2 separate regions of the Homo sapiens genome follow, and region 2 is linked to region 1. A link is an interaction called in ENCODE POLR2A ChIA-PET data of the cell type or tissue named here. Cell type or tissue: Panc1. All regions are shown on one strand. Links, peaks and the distances in the headings refer to the core of each region. The heading gives the core; the rest is flanking DNA.

Region 1 (7,358 bases), core at 1,609-6,608:
TCACAATGTTTGGCATTCAATCAATAATAGCCAGCCCCAAAAAGTAATAACTAGGCACACAAGACTATAAGACAACATGTTTTTCTTAAAACAGAAAAAAAAAGGTGATCCAAATTATGTTGTTATCATATATGAACTTTAATCATGTTTAATATTCTCAGAGAAATAAAAGATAAGTTTGAGAATTTTTACAGTTGTACAGGGCTACAAAAGAAGCAGCAGCAGCAACACAGGCCACACATGGCCCACAAAGCCTACAATATTCACTGTCTGGGCTTTTACAGAAAAAGCCAGAAGAAAATATCCAGAATGATGTGGGGAGAGAAAAACAAAACCCCCAAATGCAGGAAAAAGCATTAGAGATATGATGGGAGGATGTAAGGAAAATAAATGTAATAGGAATCCCAGAAGGAAAGGAGAAAGAAGATGGGGCAAAAGACATATTTGAAGAAATAATGGCTTGGAATTTTCCAAAACTTAACTAAAAAATTCATGAAGCCCTATAAACACCAAACAGGACAAAGAAAATGAAAAGCACATCTAATCTATCATAATAAAACTGCTAAAAATCAAAAACTAGAAAAGCTTTAAGTAACCAAGGACAAAAGACAAGTCACCTTAAAAGGAGCATCAATAAGACTTGACAGCTTACTTCTCAGTGGAAATAATGAATGTGAGAAGACAATGGAAAGGTGCCTTCAACATGCTGAAAGAAAATACCAACCTAGAATTCTGAACTCAGCAAAAGTATCCTGTCATAATGAAAGTAAAGATATTTTAACACAAAAATGAAAAATAATTTATTACAAACAAACCAGCACTGAAAGAAATTCTAAAGGGTATTATTAGGTAGAAGGAAATCCAGAGAAGCAGCAAATAAGAGCACGAAAAAGGGAAAATAGATGGGCAAAAACGATGACTATATAAAGCAAATAGGATGTTGTAAAAGTTGGTAGAATCAAAATGGGGTCACTAATATTAAAACATACAAAAAACCCAACAGTACCCTGACAAATAGAGCTGGGGGAGGGTCATAAAGACAGGATTCTCATGCTTGTATGCCTGATAACAAAAAGTATCATAAAATACTCAACAGAAACCACAACCTTGCACAAACTCCATTGCAACGTTATACAAAAAAATACTTATTCAAAGATATCTGCCCAGCAACTGCCTGTCCAACCTCAGACGTGCATTACGCTTATTATTGACCTTTGTAGCCAAGGATAATTATTTCAAAACAATTATGTAATCCTCATTTTTTCCTTAAAAATCTATGTCTTCCTTTACCTCCCTGAAAACACACTTAGTTTACTATGGTGCATGTATCCCCACTGCAATGCTCTATTCCCAAATATTTTTCTTTCAGAGAGCCTATCTCATATTTATGCTGACATATATGGTGTCAGAAGTGAGACCCAAAAAAAAGATCACTATCAGATCAGCGATTATGGGAACCAGTGTGCAGTACTCATGTGAGCCTTTTGTGCTCTCTGCTTCTGCAGCTCACCTTTTCTGCCCTGGTGAGTCTTTTCCCAGGCTGAGCCTCCCACTTTTTGGTAGAGGCTTTTAAAATATTATTTGGGATCTTGTTTAGATAAGGTCACCTTAATAAAGGACCATACATTCCCTCCTCAGATGATAAAAGACTTTTTGTCTTCTGGTAAGCCCTTTTTGGTATAAAGACAAGTGTCTCTCTGAACACTGAGCTTTGGGTACCCAACTCTATATTCTGCAGAATTTACATTCTGTCTGTGAGGTAGGTCTTTTCTGGTGAATATATTTTTAGTGTGGTCTGTGTACCTATTTTAATGTTTTGTTTGATCTGAATGCCTGGGTTAAAATTTTTATGAACACTCTTGTCTTGGTCTCTTTTGATTTGGTTTGACTCTCTTCCCTTGCTTGTTTCTGAAAATCTTCTGAGAGCCAAAATAAATTTCTAAATGGTGGGTATGGGATAGCTAATTAAAAACCACTAGGGAAGGCCGGGCATGATGGCTCACGCCTGTAATCCCAGCACTTTGGGAGGCCGAGGCATGCAGATCACGAGGTCAAGAGATCGAGACCATCCTGGCCAACATGGTAAAACCCCATCTCTACTAAAAATATAAAAATTAGCTGGGTGTGGTGGTGCGTGCCTGTAGTCCCAGTTACTCAGGAGGCTGAGGCAGGAGAATCACTTGAACCTGGGAAGCGGAGGTTGCAGTGAGCCAAGATCGTGCCACTGCATTCCAGCCTGGCAACAGAGCAAGACTTCGTCTAAAAAAAAAAAAAAAAACCCACTAGGGAAGTCACCACCATCTAAAACACTGGTGTAAATGCTTGACATTTCCTGACAGGATTTACAGGATTTTCTTTGCTCTTGAGAGATTGATAAGAAATAGAATGGCATTCTCAAACATTAAGGCATGCCAGCTTTTCTGGGACTCCAGCCAGCTACATATTATGGCCCATTCTTGTGCACATGTTTAAACTGATAGGCAAAATTATATCAAGGAAAATTCAGAGCTCAAATGGTCATGATTCAAAAAACCTGGAAGTATCGAAGTACCATGTAGAGTCTTCTAAATTCTTTTTTTCCCTGCCTCCGTTGAATCTGCTGACTGTGCTACTGATATTGATTTAAAACTCAGTTTATGGCATTCCAACCAAGATTTTTTTTAAATAAAAAAGGAAGTAATGGTCTTTTTTTTTTTTTTTTTTGAGATGGAGCTTCACTTTTGTTGCCCAGGCTAGAGTTTAATGGTGCGATCTTGGCTCACTGCAACCTCTGCCTCCCGGGTTCAAGTGATTCTCCTGCCTCAGCCTCCCAAGTAGCTGGGATTACAGGTGCCCGCCACCATGCCCAGCTAATTTTTTGTATTTTTAGTAGAGATGGGGCTTCACCATGTTGGCCAGGCTGGTTTTGAACTCCTGACCTCAGGTGATCTTCCCACTTCGGCCTCCCAAAGTGCTGGGATTACAGGTGTGAGCCACAGTGCCCAGCTGGAAGTAGTAGTCTTAAAGGGCTTTTAAATGAATGGCTTTACAAATTACATCAGTAATTTGTACTGGTGTACAAATTGTAACCTAGACACCTTTTAGAAATATACATTTAGATTTGACTGACTAGCAATTATGTGCAGTGATGGAACACTTAATTGAAAAATTAATAATCTGAAAATAAAAAGAACTAGGTAAATGTTTATAAAAGTTAGGCTCCTGGATCAAACGAGTCAAAATCTTGAGCTCTGAGCAATTATATGCAGTATCTCTGTCCAACATAAACATTTTGCTTTTTCTGCCATGCTGAAGCCAAAAAGAAACATCTGCTGGGTGGGGGAAAACTGCTAAAATTCTTCACCATCTGTGTTTACTAATAAAGCAAAGCAGACTGGCCAAAAAAAAAGATTTGTTACTAGTTCAAGGCTACTTGAAGATGTTTTCCTTATTCAATTCCATCAGTCCTAGCTAAAATGTAAACATTGAAAATTTACCCCTAACCTCATTTGAAACTGAAAAGTGGGGGTGAGGAAGGTGAAAGAGGTTTTTAAAAATTCAAACTGCCATGAAAACTGCTTTACCCCAAATTTTGGTCCACAGCTTTCATTAGATTATCTATTGGGAAAAATAAAGTTTAGTCATGTGAACAGATCCCAATTTTGTCAGAAATATGATTTAGCTCTAACTGTCTTTTATAAAGGAATAAATTTGTATTTCTAGCTCATGACTAATATTCTAAAATGAAAGCTCTAAGATGATTGTGTATGTGTACATGATGTGTATATGTGTTTAGGTGTGTTTACATACATGTGCATGTATTACATTTTATGTTGTGTCGACATATAAAAATCTAGTATAGTCAACCAAAAATCCCTTAAGGAATTATATTAAGATAAATGAATGCTAATATAAAATAGTAATTTACCCAAATGCTTTTTAGTTCACATGACTTCAGTAAATCTTTTTTTTTTTTATTTTTTGAGATGGAGTCTCGTTCTGTCACCTAGGCTGGAGTGCAGTGGCACAATCTCAGCTCACTGCAACCTCCGCCTCCCAGGTTCAAGTGATTCTCCTGCCTCAGCCTCCTGAATAGCTGGGTCACAGGCACGCACCACCACACCCAGCTAATTTTTGTATTTTTACTAGAGATGGGGTTTCACTGTGTTGGCCAGGCCGGTCTTGAACTCCTGACCTCAGGCGATCCACCCATCTTGGCCTCCCAAAGTGCTGGGATTACAGGCATGAACCACCATGCCCAGCCCATAAATCCTTAATAAATAAGTTGGTTTTAAAATTATTGGTAAAAGGAAAATACAAATGTCTTCAAAGTATCATATAAATGTCTACAAAGTTTATAAAACTGTAAACCCAGCCTAAAACAGAATGATCTTTATGTTAGTTTTTTATAAATAAGACTAATATTGTTGATTTAATGGAAACAAATGTATCTTCTGTATTATTGGCAAAACACACATATATTTAACTTTAAGGTTCTTACTTAGGTGAACATCTGATATTTATAGGCTATAAAAATGGTTAACAGGAAAAAGGTTGGGCGTGGTGGCTCTCGCCTGTAATCCCAGCACTTTGGGAGGCTAAGGCAGGCAGATCATGAGGTCAGCAGTTCGAGACCAGCCTGACCAACATGGCAAAACCCTGTCTCTCCTAAAAATACAAAAATTAGCTGGGCATGGTGGTGCACACCTGTAATCCCAGCTACTCAGGAGGCTGAGGCAGGAGAATCACTTGAACCCTGGAGGTAGAGGTTGCAGTGAGCCAAGACTGTGCCACTGCACTCCAGCCTGGGAAACAGAGCAAGACTCCATCTCAAAAAAAAAAAAAAAAAAAAAAAAAAAAAAAGGTTAACAGGAAAATAACTTGAAATAATGACTAGCTTTGTCTAATATCTCAGTTTTTACAAGCAATCTAGGTAAACTGTCAAAAACTAAACAAATTAGGTAAATGTAAATGGGATAAATGCTTATAAATGAACTTTTCATGTAATTTGAAATTTTAAATTACATTAACTTAAATAATAGATACTCATTAAATGTGTGGGTCATTTCCAAATTAGGTAAAAATGGAAACAAATTACTAAACATAAGTTTGTTTTTGGCTTCTTGAATGTTATAAATGGGCTAAGTGTGTTTGGATCTATTAATTCATTTAAATATTATATAATCAGATAACATATTTCTAAAAATTATAAAATGGTTCTCATCTATAAAATACTAATATGTGATAGATAATTCAAGATTTTTTGCTTCCTAGGTTTTCACTAAAATTTAAGGTTACTGAGAGTTAAAATTCTAATTAATATATACAATTCTCCATATAAAAGTGTCAAAAATAAGATTTTTTAGTAAAAAAATTAAAAAGGCATAAAAATGTGTTTATTGGAAAAAGAATAATTTTGTATAATTTGGAGGTCATTTAAAGGTTGTTTCAAAATATGGAACAAGATAGAAATAAGGAGAGAGATATGTGAGGAAAGTTATAATATGCATATAAAGATATATTTTTGGTTTTAAAAAATTAAAAAGAAAAATAATAACTTTATATGAGAAAGAATCTTCTTTGATACATTTTGTCCTAAAATTAAATGACTAGTTATTTAAGAAAGAGGTTGTATAGGACAAAGCAGAAAGTCCAAGCATGTCGTCAGTGGTCTGAGTAAAGGGTGATAAGATTTATGAAAAGGAAATTTATGAAAGAAATTTTGTGTATGATCAAGTTGGCTATAATTAGAAAGAAATTATTTATAAGTCTACAAAGATTGAGCTTTGATATTAAAAGTACACTAATCTAATACCAAACTAAAAAGTTTGGTTCCAGATGTTAGAACAACAAAGTCATCCTTTTTTTTTGAGACAGTCTTGCTCTGTCACCTAGACTGGAGTCTAGTGGCATGAACACAGCTCACTGCAGCCTCAACTTCCTGGGCTCAAGTGATTCCCCTTCCTCAGCCTCCTGAGTAGCTGGGACCACAAGTGCATGCCACTGTGCCGGGCTAATTTTTAATTTTTTGTAGAGACAGAGTCTCACCATGTTGCCCAAGGTGGTCTTGAACTCCTGGGCTCAAGCAGTCCTCCTGCTTCAGCCTCCTAAAGTGCTGGGATTACAGGTGTGAACCACCATGCCCAGCCAAGTCTTGAACTATTGATTTGTTCTTAGGAAAATTATAAGAGGTTTTATTTTTATTTCTTAAATATATTTAACATCCATCTTCTAAACTCCAGACAGTTTCTATTTCTGAGATCTATTTCATTTCCCTAGTTTCAGGTTGGAAATACTGTCTTTTCAATTCAGAATGGTAATTTCATTTCTCAAGGTAACATTTTTCTTTTTGAAACTTCTCAGATTTATATCTCAGAAGTTCAACTTTTGCTGTACCTCACTGCACATGATTTGCAGGTCATAAGCCATTTTCCTGGGTTCTTTCTCTCCTTGGAAAGTTCTATCCTTTTGCTTGGCTGGTGTGTTAACTCTCTCCCTAAACCTTTTCATCAACTCCTGCAACTTTTTATCTGGCTATAACTCTGCTGTTATGGCCTGATGTTGAAATGTTTACCTTGATGGACGAGAAAAGCAATATTTTCAGTATAACTTGATTCTGTACTTCTGGCTTTGACACGTCAGAATTATTTAATATAGCAAGGAAGCTTCCTGTGCTATTACTAAGAGCCATGTGTCCCTCTGCTCAAGGTTCTAGTTTTCTTGTTTACATTCCTCTGTAATAGAATGTACACTCATAACCTGGGACACACTCTTCCTGGGTCTGATTAAATTCAAGTACTCTTTCATCAGGTTTGACTTCTAGGTTATGTAAATGGGCTCTCCATGTGGAGAAACAATCACATACAGGGGTTTTTTTTCTTTTTCACCTTTTTGGTAACTGGCCTAATAAAGCCAAAGATTGTATAGGTTTTTGATTACTTAGAAAAACTGAGCTTTAAATTTTTTGTTTGAGACAGGATCTCATTCTGTTGCCCAGGCTGGAGTGCAATGGTATGATCATGGCTCACTGCAGCCTTGACTTCCCAGGCTCAAGCAAGCCTCCCACCTCAGCCTCCTGAATAGCTGGGATCACAAGTGTGTACTACAACACCCGGATAACTTTTTAAAAAACTTTTTGTAGAGACAGGGTATTCCTATGTAGTCCAGGCTACTCTCTAACTCCTGAGCTCAAGTGATCTTCCCTCCTCTGCCTCTCAAAGTGCTGGGATTACAGGGGTGAGCCACTGCACCCATCCATAACCAAGCTTTAAAAGGGCTAATTTTTTAACATCCATTTAACTTTCTTTCTCTCTCTTCCTCTCTCTCTCTCTTTCTCTCTCTCTCTTTTGAAGACAGAGCCTTGATCTGTTCCCCAGGTT
Region 2 (7,358 bases), core at 1,193-6,192, 290 kb before region 1:
TTTTTGAGTGTGGAAGTGGCATTTGCAGTCTCATCACAGATTCTGGATTTTTTCAAAGGAGAAGAAATGAGATGCTGGAAATCTTTTTTCCTCTTTTTCCTCCTAGTTATTTGAGACTGTTCATTCACCAGGGAGGAGTCTCTGAAAATTTCGTGGGAATGTTTCTGAGGTCTTTCCTTATGTATAGAACACTTTTTCTTTTTCTTGTCAGAAACTGGAGTGTGGATTTCAAATCTGCTTGATTCTCCTTCCATTTTATTCCTATATGGAAATGTGACAACAATGGTTTATTTTTGCTTTTTTTTTGAGACGGAGTCTCACTCTGTCGCCCAGGCTGGAGTGCAGTGGCGCGATCTCGGCTCACTGCAAGCTCCGCCTCCTGGGCTCATGCCATTTTCCCGCCTCAGCCTCCCGAATAGCTGGGACTACAGGCACCCACCAGCACGCCCAGCTAATTTTGTTTTTGTATTTTCAGTAGAGATGGGGTTTCACTGTGTTAGCCAGGATGGTCTCGATCTCCTGACCTCATGATCCGCCCACTCCAGCCTCCCAAAGTGCTGGGATTACAGGCGTCAGCCACCGTGCCTGGCCTATTTTTGCATTTTAAACATAGCCTCAGCGGAAAAAATCACAGCAAAATGAAATTGTATGACAAATGACAAGCCTGTAGTCATGATTACAAATTTCAGATTATTCTAGATACACAGGTGGCTCACTGGAATTCTCTCTGTCTGGTCCCACTGCCTTTATGATAGAGAAAAAAAGAGTTAACAGAGAACAACAGTGCCTTGCACCATAAGGCCCCTGTCCCCCACAGCCTCACCTCTGAACTCGTCTTTCCAACTCTGCGTTTAAGCCAAAAGCAGCTTGTTTTGCTTCCTCAAACGTGCCATAACCTTTCCCCCCCAGCTCTCCATGAAATTCTCTCCACAGCCTCCCCACCCTCCTTGCCTCCTGCCATCCTTCAGAGCTTGGTTTGAAGATCAGTTCTTCAAAAAGTTTTCCCTGATTCCTTGGGCTTGGCCTGATTCCCAAGTAATATACTTTCATATTTAAAAAAGAAACATTTATTTAGTCATTTACAGGCTGTCTTCTCTGCTTTAAAAAAAAAAGACAAAGAAAAAAGAAAACAAGGAAGAAAAAGATGGTTTATCTGTCTTGTTCCCCTCTGTGTTTGTACCATGGAGAAGCCATTAGACTCCATTCGAGTGCAGGATCCACAAAAGGGCTTCGCAGTGGGGATATCAGGTATCCACTGACCTCAAACCAGAAGTTGGCCTCTTTGTGAAAGAAGTTGGATATGCCTTGTTAGTGTCCAACAAAGAGCGGACGTTCTGCGATACACTGGAATAAATTTCACAAGCCACTAACGTTAATACTCACATACAGGGTGTGTGCACTTGGAATTAAAATACAGAAATATAAATGCACTTTCCAAAAGAGATGATTAAAAATATAATTTTGCAAACATGTCTTATTGTTCTCTTTGCTCTGTATTGCTTCTGGGTTTCATTTTTTTAGATTTATCTTTGGCTAAATGACACATTTACGTCGTACAAAAATAAAAATGATCTTCATATTTCCTCTCCTTTTTTACACAGAAGGTTAACATCTATATATTGTGATCTGCATTTGCTATTTTCACCTAACAACATAGATCCTGGAGCTCTCTCTATATCAGCGGTCTTTAAAGTCTCAATGCTAAGCACATTTTCTACAGAAGCTACCTAATTTATCCGGGGTAGTAAATATCAGCTGTATTAGACAAGGAATATGTTACTCCCCCAAGTCTAACACACCTACTTGCACTGCCACATCCTCTCTCTCTCTGTCTCGCTGCAACAAAGGAAGTGTCCCTTCTGTCAAAGGCTATTTCCTTCCGTTATAGGAAGGAAAATGTGTGCTGGCTCCCAACCCTCTCCTGCCTTCTCAGAGAGATGGTGGTCTCTCCGTATCTTCTCTCTCATCTCTCTCCTGTATCTTCAGCCTGCGTTTTCTAGCAAAATGCCAACAATATTTAATCTCCTCTAACTTAAAAAAAAAATGCAACTGTCGTTTAACCCTAAAGTCTCATCCAGCTGTTCTCTTTCTTCCCCTTCACAGCAACATTTCCTGAAAGAGAAATCACTCTTTCCATTACCTCACCTTTCATCCACTTATTAACCCACATCCTGGTAGCTCCCACCCCACTACTCCACTGAGACCGTTCCAGCAAGAGTGCCTTTGTTCTTAAAGCCACAAATTTCAACAGACACTTTTCAGGCCCATCTTTTAGGACCTCTTAATAAATCACAAACAGAGCAAAGCCGATTATTTCTTTTTTTTCTTTTTTTTTTGAGACGGAGTCTTGCTCTGTCGCCCAGGCTGGAGTGCAGTGGCGTGATCTCAGCTCACTGCAAGCTCTGCCTCCCGGGTTCACGCCATTCTCCTGCCTCAGCCTCCCGAGTAGCTGGGACTACAGGTGCCCGCCACGACGCCAGGCTAATTTTTTTGTATTTTTTAGTAGAGACGGAGTTTCACCGTGTTAGCCAGGATGGTCTCGATCTCCTGACCTTGTGATCCAACCGCCTCGGCCTCCCAAAGTGCTGGGATTACAGGCGTGAGCCACCCACTGGCTGATTTCTTTTCTTTTCTTTTTTTCTTTTTCTTTTTTTGGAGACAGAATCTCGTTCTGTCACCCAGGCTGGAGTGCAGTGGCACGATCTCGGCTCACTGCAACCTCCGCCTCCCGGGTTCAAGCGATTCTCCTGCCTCAGCCTCCGGAGTAGTAGCTGGGATTACAGGCGCAAGCCACCAAGCCTGGCTAATCTTTGTATTTTTAGTAGAGACGGGGTTTCGCCATGTTGGCCAGGCTGGTCTTGAACTCCTGACCTCAGGTGACCCACCTGCCTCGGCCTCTCAAAGCGCTGGGATTACAGGCGTAAGCCACAGCGCCCGGCCTTGATTTCTTTAAATAACATTTCCCCTTCCATCAGTTCCTTTCCTTCTTTTTTGTAAATACTTCCTAGGCTGCTCTCTGGTCTCTGGAGCCCAGTACAACCTTCTAAATATATAGTCTCTCCCTGCTAAAAACTTTTTAGGGTTCCCCTGTTATTCTTAAGATAAAGTCAAAATCCTCACAGACCTGCAAGAGTCTTCATTTCTTCATAATCTAGCCTAGAGATGGACAGAGGTAAGTCCATGCCCACCTCTCTACCTCTCACTTCTCTCTAGGTTTCAGAAACCCTGCTGTTTTCAGTTCCTAGAATACACTACCTTCCTTTTCGTCTCAGGAACTTTGCAAAAACAGCCCATTCCATCAGGAAAGCTCTTCCTCCGCATTACCTTTCTGCCCTTTAACTGGTCCAAGTATGAAAGCCACTTTCTCAAGAGGACCTCTCTAACTCCTTAGCCGGTCTCATCTTTCTGGTTAACAGTGTTTCCCAACAACCAGCTGCTCCCCATTGCACTTTTGGCAGTTATAATATGATCGGCTTCTTGAGGGCTGGAATCCTGGCCATCTTGCTCCCAAATGGCTCCCCAGTCAGTGCTCGATACATATTGAGAACGGATATGCATTTATCCCCCCTTACTCAGAACATACACTTCCCGCTCTGCAGGTACGTGCCCAAACCTGGTCCCGGATTCTCTCACCGCCTTTGGGGTGCGAGAGAGACCCCGCTCTGCTCCCGGGTGGGCGCTCCAGGGCTGAGACTGGAGGAACTAACCAGATGTGAATTCTGCATCTTCTCACTCCCAAAGACCCAAGCCGCGGCCGGGCGCGGTGGCTCACGCTTGTCATCCCAGCACTTTGAGAGGCCGAGGCGGGTGGATCACCTGAAGTCAGGAGTTCGAGACCAGCCTGGCCAACATGGTGAAACCCTGTCTCTACTAAAAATACAAAAATTAGCTAGGCTTGGTGGCGGGCGCCTATAATCCCAGCTACTCGGGAGGCTGAGGCAGGAGAATCGCTTGAACCCAGGAAGCGGAGGTTGCAGTGAGCCGAGATCGCGCCACCGCACTCCAGCCTGGGCGACAAGAGCAAAACTCCATCTTTAAAAAAAAAAAAAAAAAACACCCAAGCCTCAGTTTCCCCGAGATAAGGCCTGGGGCAAAGACCGCGGCCTGGAGACCTCAGGCCAAAAGGCGGGTCTCCCAGAAGACGGGGAAACCCACCACCCCACGCTGAGTTTTTACGCGCGCATTTTGAAAAACAGAAACAACAAAGGCGCTTTCAACTTACCCTCCGAAAGCGCCGCCACCTTTCTCCCAACCCGGAAGTGCTGCTGTTGAGGAAGCGGAAGTAGTAGTGCGTCGCCTTCCGGCCCCCTCGGCGTCACGCTGCCATGGTAACACGGCTGCCGCTAGGCCTTGGAGGCGCGCACATTTGCCTACCCATTTTCCTTCTGGGTCCTTTAGACGTCAGGTGGGGTAGAGAGTGCTCCTGAAACGAAGAAAGTAGGACAGAATCCCCCTCCATTGACGTACTAATGCATGCGTGCATTCCATTTATTCCAGTTTTTGGTGAACTCCAGGAACAACTTGGGAAGACAGATGACAAATCAACTAAGATAATTTCAGATTATCTTGTAAGGAAAATAAAACAGGGTGACGTGATGGAGAGTGACTAGGGGACGGTGGGTGCTACTTTAGATGTAAGAGAGGGCTCACTGAGGAGGTGACATTTGAACTGAGTTCTAAATGGAAAGGGCAGGCAAAAAATCTAGGCAGAAGAGTGTTCCAGGCTGGAAGTGAGTGCAAAAGTCCTGAACTTGGTTGCTGGAGGACCTGGGACAAGGCCAGAGCAGCTGGAGCACAGAGTGAATCCACACAGTGAACCCACAGGGTGACAGACAGGTCGCACACGCCCAGCCTAAGTGAATGCATGTGAATGCAGGGGAGGGGGTGGGAGAGGAAGTCAGAGGTCTGCAGGGGCTATCTGGTGCAGAGGCTGATGGATGTTAAGCTTGGATGAAGTCTCAGAAGTTTAGAGTTAGCAGGAGCTTTGGAGATCTATCCCAGTCTTCCCATTTCAACAGAGTCCTGAAGAGACTTAGCCAAAAGGGCAGCTTTAACCTGGCCATCAATTCGAGGCCATTATATTTACCAACCAAACGTTTAACCTTTTTGGATAGTGAACATATACGATATAGGCAACAAGTTTTCTCACTTAATCCTTGTAATGAGGTATTATTAGCCCCACCTTGTGGATGAGAAACCTGGGTTTACAGTAACTTGTCCAAGGTGACTTAAATGGGCCAGCCAGAAATCAGACCTATGCTCTTTCTACTACTCCACTATCTTGCCCCTCACTGTTCCACCTGACTTCTATGTGATCTGCCAAGTGGCTTTGATTAAAAAATGCACAAACTATGCTTCCGTGAAAGTCTGGAAGGGAAGCAGGTTGGAGAAACGATGAGCCTATGTATGTACTCATGTTGCCATGCAAGGGCTGCTCTGGGATGTGGACGTGCAGTTGGAGCTCCGTCTGGAGAAGTCTGTAAATGTGGTGTTGTCCACTGTTGATATGGAAGGCCTTGAAGTCCAGGTCCGTCATTGGTGTCACGTGTTCTGTGGTGACCCCACTTACCCAGAGCCTTGTGGTGCTAGTGATGCATGAATGAACCCACAAAAGGCTGGCACTAGAGGAGAGATTAGATATCATCCAGTATCGATTCAGGAAAACTCCAATAGTGGTTTCCAATCCTCCTCCAACTGCACCAATCACCTGGGAAGCTTTTTTTTTTTTTTTTCAAATGCAGAGTCTCAACTTTGCAATGGATTTTATATTAAACACTATTGTATCACATTAAAATCTTCGGACATGATAATGACATTGTAGTTACACATGGGAATGTCCTTGCTACATGATGACGTACTTAGGGTTAAATATGGTGTTGACAGATATTTTTCAGGTGATTCTGTAATGTGTGTATGTGCATGCTCACAGAGAGAGAGCAAGAAAATGTGACCAGTGCTGGGGACGGGTGAATCTGTTAGTCCAAACTGCACCATTTTGTAAGCCCCCTGCCATTTTGCAGACCTTGCTTAAAGTGAAACATTCCACGGGGGTTCAGGCAGTGAGAAACAGCCTGCCTCTTATCATATTCTGCTGGGAGAAAGTGACAGGAACATCACGTTCCACCAGAACAAGGGCCAAACTGCCTCATCATGGGAATACCTTATCAACATCTTCCCGGGCAGCAGGCCATACCCACCGGGCCCCTCCCCGCCCAGGCCTATAATTTCTCCAGCCTGTAAGCAGCGGTAGGCACTGGCATTAAGCTGGTCTCCCACCTCTGTAGGTCTCATGCTGGACATAAAGCCTGAATTTGCTGTAGAGCCGCCACTCTTTCTTTAACCCTCCCCTTCCCTTCAAAATCTAACCGAATCTAGGTGAAGCCTATATGTATTTTCATTGTATTCTTCTTTCGACTTTCAACTTTTCTGTAGGTTTGAACTTTTTCACCAAGTTGTGGGTGGGTGGGTAAGGGGATTTTTAAAAATGCAGCATCTGGCCTGGTGAGGTGGCTCATGTCATTATCAGAGCAAGACTCCGTCTCTTAAAAAAAAAAAAAAAAGGAGAGCCTCAGATGCCATTTCCAGATATTCTGATTTAGTGAGTCTGGGGTGAGTCCTGTGAATCTTCGTTTTTCTTTTTTTGGCACATGGTCTCATTCTGTCATCCAGACTGGAATGTAGTTGCCGAAACACGGCTCATTGTAGTCTCAACCTCCTCAAGTGATCCTCCTGCCTCAGCCTCCCCCATAGCTGGGACCACAGGTGTGTGCCAGCACACCTGGGTAATTTTTTTAATTTTTGGTAGAGATGAGACCTCACCATGTTGCCCATGCTGGTCTCAAACTCCTGGGCTCAGGCCATCCTCCCTCCTAGGCTTCCCAAAGCAATGGGATTACATGGGTGAGCAGCCAAGCCCAGCCCAAATCTGTATTTTTCAATTTCCCTTCATTCTGTTGCTTAAATTTGGGAACCATTGATGTAATCCAACTCTAGCGTTTCCTTGTCACCCATCTCACAGGAAAAAAAGAAAAAAAGCCCTTAGGATCCAAGAGGGTGACTTGCCCGAGTCCTCCCAGTGGGTCAGCATCAGCATCAGGCTTGGAATGCATTTAGTGCTCTGTCTCAGGTGTGTGTGTGGCGCAAAGAGCAGAGGTGGGGAGGGGTTGTGAGTGGAATGGGGGTGAGCAGAGGATGGAGTCTTCGACTTGGAAGACAAATGTAAATGACCCTCTATGAGCCACGCCGCTTTGAACGCAACCCACTGGAGATTCTCGGTTCTCCTGTATCGATTCAGGAAAACTCCAAACAAGTCCACACTGGTAGCCACCAAGAGTTTCTTGAAAGAAAAGTACAAGCCG

Evidence for each region. Peaks named below come from ENCODE experiments on the same cell type or tissue, not always from the same donor. Only the 100,000 strongest peaks of a DNase experiment are listed, where the experiment ranks them.
Region 2: POLR2A ChIA-PET joins it to region 1 with 5 read pairs; 3 of 35 experiments call an interaction of 5 or more read pairs at or near these places.

Annotation. Positions count from the first base shown.
Region 1 is chr9:132,696,819-132,704,176 of GRCh38, forward strand. No RefSeq gene overlaps it. Among named protein-coding and RNA genes, the nearest start is that of GTF3C4, 30 kb to the left of the region's middle. In Panc1, for the core only: no CTCF peak of the experiment used is centred there; no DNase peak of the experiment used is centred there.
Region 2 is chr9:132,402,568-132,409,925 of GRCh38, forward strand. TTF1 (transcription termination factor 1) reads right to left here and starts at 4,273. Exons shown (of 11, transcript NM_007344.4): 1 at 4,223-4,273; 2 at 1-261. The coding sequence starts at 254. In Panc1, for the core only: no CTCF peak of the experiment used is centred there; a DNase peak (open chromatin) is centred at 4,274; H3K4me3 peaks cover 1,569 bases; H3K27ac peaks cover 1,226 bases.